Regions from separate parts of the Homo sapiens genome. Here region 1 is linked to region 2. A link is a loop called in an ENCODE intact Hi-C map of the cell type or tissue named here. Cell type or tissue: MCF 10A. All regions are shown on one strand. Region 1 has its middle 280 kb from the start of MME. Region 2 holds the start of LOC105374170 (a long non-coding RNA gene).

The links. Peaks named below come from ENCODE experiments on the same cell type or tissue, not always from the same donor. Only the 100,000 strongest peaks of a DNase experiment are listed, where the experiment ranks them.
Region 1: a loop joins it to region 2, with 4 times the contacts of the local background. A loop is called at or near these places in 1 of 110 quality-filtered maps.

The regions. Positions count from the first base shown.
Region 1 is chr3:154,794,568-154,797,067 of GRCh38, reverse strand. No RefSeq gene overlaps it. Among named protein-coding and RNA genes, the nearest start is that of MME, 280 kb to the left of the region's middle. In MCF 10A, no CTCF peak of the experiment used is centred here; a DNase peak (open chromatin) is centred at 1,327.
Region 2 is chr3:154,885,125-154,887,624 of GRCh38, reverse strand. It overlaps LOC105374170 (a long non-coding RNA gene), which reads left to right and starts at 211. Exons shown (of 3, transcript XR_924602.1): 1 at 211-296. In MCF 10A, no CTCF peak of the experiment used is centred here; a DNase peak (open chromatin) is centred at 984.

The DNA.
Region 1 (2,500 bases), 91 kb after region 2:
GTAGTCTATAAAATATCCTTTACAATAAACAAATAAACACAAATAAATGTTTCCCTGAGTTCTGTGAGGTACTCCAGGAAATTAATTGAATCCAAAGAGGGGTTGTGAGAACCCCAGTTGGTCAGATGTTCTGGAGGCCCAGACTTAAAATTGGTGTCTGAAGAGTGGAGGTGGTCATGAAGACTGTGCCTTCAACCTGTGGGATCTGATGCTATCTCCAGGTGGATAGTGTCAGATGTTGAATTGGAGGATTCCCAGATGATGTCCACTGCAGAATTGATTGCTTATTGGTGGAGAAAAACCCCTATATATTTGGTCACAGAAATCTTCTGTGATGATTTTTGCTGTGGTGTGAGAGCAAAGGAGAAAAAAGTTTGAGTTTCTTTTAGTAATGACCAATATGTGCTTCACTACCATGTTTTTGTTTATTGTGTATGTCTTTCATTTTTTTTTTGATGTCACAATGAGAGATTGATTACCCAATGTCATGGAACTTGCGTTTATTTTCTTTAGGCAGCAACTTTCAAAACTTTTATCCCCCTTTTTGGAAAATCAACATTTTCTTCCTTACAAATATTGGTTCTTGGTATCCCCATGTATTTGTCGTACTTACCTCAGGAAATTGATTGGAAGGCAATTCCTGAAAATCTCTATTTGATCAAATTTCTGAATCCTCAGGGAATGATACAGGAGTCCTGTGCTCCTACAGTTTAGAACATGATGACAACACACTGGTATATATAGAGGTTTATCTTAGAAACATTTTTGTATTTTCTTTTACATTTGGAAGTAGCACATGCACAAATGTTTTCTTCTTTTCTTACCATTTTGTTTAGATTTTTATAAATTCATGTTTTAAAATGAGTTGAGAAAACTCTGCAAGGCACATTTAATACCAAAATATGAAGCATTGCACTATATGTCATTGCTAATTGATTTAATTTCCTTATATCTAGAGCAAGACTTGGTTAGCTACTTCAAATAAGATGGCTTATTTTCTCATTTCCTTCCATCCTATAGCAGCTAGCATATTACTAATTATCTAGTAGATATAAAATATGTTTCTAAGCTTACTTGAGAGTAAGGCAAGTTGTATGCCTTACTTGTAAGACAGTAAGCTTACTTGTGTTAGGCAGCAGTCAGGAAGATCTGATGGCTTCATTGAGAACTGACAACAGAACTTTCATGTTGCATAAGGAATGCTCAGGAATGTTATTTCCTAGATAGCCTCAGTGTTCTCCTGTGAAAAAGGAAGTCTGTACATTTTGGTGAGACAGTGGTCACAGGGTATAACAGAAAGGACGTTGAATCAGCAGGGCTGACAGGCAATGCTGAAGTGATTTCTCATTCCATTCCCCTGAGCTGGGAGCTCAACTATTACTGGAGGAGTCAGAACTATACTGTCATGAGAGCACTTTCCACCTCTACAGTCATTTGGCTTATTACAGACTCCTGAAATATGCCGCTTCTGAAGTTGGATGTTTCTCAAACCAGATTTAAATTGTGACAAATGCTCCATATTAAAATATTTAATTAATGAAAAAAATTACTGGGCAGTCCAGATATTCATTATTACATATCTGTTCCACACATAGAGTATTCTCTGGTGAAGGGACACAGCCTTTCTAAACAATTGAACTCACCTACAAAGGTTGATGATAGTTTCCAGTATAGGCAGTTGACATTGTTGGGTCCTTTTCATTTTCTATTCTAACTTTACTGCAGCCTAACATTCCTGAGATTCTTCAGAACACCCTGTATTTCTATCCCCTTAAGGATTTAAACTGAATATTGGATGCATATTGGGGCTGTAGCTTACTCTTTAATTAAGGATAATCCCTAGGGAACATAAATACATACATACAGGCATACACACATTAATCCCCTCAAATCAGTCTCTTTAGTTTCCATTGCTTTTTTGTCTCATTCTTGGCCCTGACTTTGAGTCTTAAAACTTTTCCTAGCTCATTTTCTGCCTTTCAGAAACTTAAAGTCATGTAGTCATTTGCTAAGTTATCTATTCTATTTTTAACATGTAAGTCTAAAATACTTGCCAGTTCATGCCCAAAAAGGGAACTTAATTCACTGCACTGGAAATTACTGTCTCCTTTTTTTTCTCACTTTCTTACCCTGCTTGGATAGCTCTACCTTCTGGTTTTCCCTTTCTCCATCCCAACCATCTGCAAACCCCCCTTTCCAACTACCCCAGCCCTCCCCAAACCCCCAACTTAGTCTGTTAGGTGACAACATGGCAAAGAACTCTCATCTGTTAGCTGACAACTGTGACTAATCAATAATGACCAACCATCAGGAGAAGTGTGTGGAGAAAGATGTAGAGGCTGTCTCCAGGATCATCAGGTAGGAGTTGTAAAGCCAACAGTTGAAGTTTGCTGAGGGTATGGTCAGCTGGGATGAAGAGAAGATGAGCATTTGCACTTGGCCTTCCCTGCCCTGCCCAAGGGCTGCTCTCTGGTCCAGTCCAGTCCAAGTGCCTCACAAA
Region 2 (2,500 bases):
CAGCAAACATAGCAGTGGAGTGAAAATTCACTCAAGGGATTGAGAAAGTGTTTCCAAATCAAAGAGGAATAGATACAGACAGCTAAAACACAACAAATATACGTTGTACATGGCAACACTACACAAAAACCTTTTATATCTAAGTTCTGGAATTTAAAATGGAAACCTTTACATTTTCTCCTGCTTCCTGATTCCTCTTTTACCTCTGGCCTTCATTCAGGAGGAATGTGGAGATAAATGCCCACAAGTGCATCGCTGATATGTCCTACCAAACAAGGTAGATAGACTAGCAATCGGTAAGTCACAGAATTCGAAAACAAGTATTAACACTTTTGGTTCCGTAGTTATCTAAAGGCTATTTGCTTTTTATCTGGGCTGTATTTTGTATTTTTTCCAAGTATAAACTTATTTGTCCTCATAATTCAGAGAAGTGAATTCCCTCACCTTAGAGTCCTCATTTTTGTAGGTACTATGAAAGCCACATTACTTAACATTTTTGTCTCAATTTTTCCACCTACAAAACAGGAGCTAGATACAATCTTGTTCATGCTGCCATATTTAATGCTTGTCTAAGTATTTATGATATTCAGACATAGTCATCTTTGTTTTTCCTTCAGAAACTTCAGCTTTCAGTCAGGTTGGCCCAGGTAAAAAGATGAAGACAGGTCAAGTCTGATTCTGGGGCTTTCTGTTCACTGCTATGGTTGGTTTTTCGCTTGTTTCTTCATGCCGTTTTTTCACATTTCCATTTTCTCTCTTAGTGAGATAATTAATGTAAAAAGTGAACTAAATGGTGTTTGGGGATGGTAAGTCTTGAGCATGTAGACATTGTATCCTGAGTCTCACAGTTCTGCACAAGTTGCTCAAATCACACTGTAAACGTCATCACATTTTCCAGAGCCCAGGATGGCTGGTTGGCTTCCAGCTATGAGAAATGGCTTCCTGAACATGGGCTGGTGAATCTGATGCTTTCAAGATTTGTGTAGCCTGTGTCTTCTCAGCTCTGAGGATTTAGTCATTAAGTTCTCAGCAGGAAGGGGAATTCTAGGGCTGTTTACATCACGTAGTACAAACCACATTTGATTATGTGACACATCAAGAATTCATTTAAATCCATAGACAAATCAAGATTCCTCACAGAATTACACTCATTTTTTATGACTCATGGGAACGTTTTTCTTGTAAATTCAAATATGAGTGATTTTTAAAAATTCCTAAATGGGTCTCCTAATTTGTTCCTAAATTGTTCCTAGATATTTTGTAATTCCTTGTCTTTCTCTTTTGAGAAAAAATGAAAAACCCTTGCTCCTTTATCCTTAGAATACCCTTCAGGTCCTGTTTCTCACTTTCTCTTTTATTGCTTAAGCAACTGATTAGGTTTCTTTACCTAATATCAGGAGCTTCATATCTAGAAAAAAATATTTTTTCCAAGTGAGCTCTGGAAATGTTTGGAAAAGAAATAGAATTTCTTTAGATTGACATTTTAAAATATTTGTGATAGCTCATAACATATTATGAATGTGATAGAATCTCTAACTTAGCCTCATATAAATTTTTAAAAAATATTTGTTTAAATGCCCTGGCACCAACGTCTGTATTAAATTGCCTTTGAAAATAATGTAAAGTTCTACACATTTAGGAAGATCAAAACAAAGCCATCTTCATAATGATACATAGTGCTGAGCTAGGCTTGGGGTAATATTAATGGTTACTGAGAACCTACTATTTTTGTTTACTTATTTTTTTAGAGTATTTTTAGGTTCATAGCAAAATTAAGGGGAAGTACATAGATTTCCCATTCTCCATGCCCCTACATATGCATAGCTTGCCTTATTATCAACATTATTTACCAGAGTGGTACATTTGTTGCAATTGATGAACCTACGTTGACACATCATAATCACCCAAAGTCTGTAGTGTACATTACAGTTTGTTCTTGGTGTCGTACATTCTGTGGGTTTAGACAAATGTAAATATGAAGATACATATGCATAATTATAGCACCATATGGAGTATTTTCACTGCCCTTAAAATCATCTGTGCTCCATGTATTCATTTCTTCCTTCCTGCAATCCCTGGCAACCAGTGATCTTTTAGTCTTGCCTTTCCAGAAGATCGTGTTGGAATCATACAGCATATAGATTTTTCAGATTGGTATCTTTCACTTAATAATATACACTTAATATAATATATATATAATATACATTCCTCCATATCTTTGTAGCTCATTTCTTTTTAGCACTGAATAATATTCTAATGTCTGAGTGTACCACAGTTTATTAATTTGTTCATTCACTGAGGATATCTTGATTGTTTCCAAGTTTTGGCAACTATGACTAAAGCTGTTATAAACATTCATGTGCATTTTTGTGTGTATGTGTGTGTGGACATAACTTTCCAACTCTTTTGCATAAATGCCAAGAAATGCATTTGCTAAGTTGTGTGGTAAGAGTATATTCAGTTTTGTAGAAACTGCCAAACTCTCTTCAACAGTAGCTGT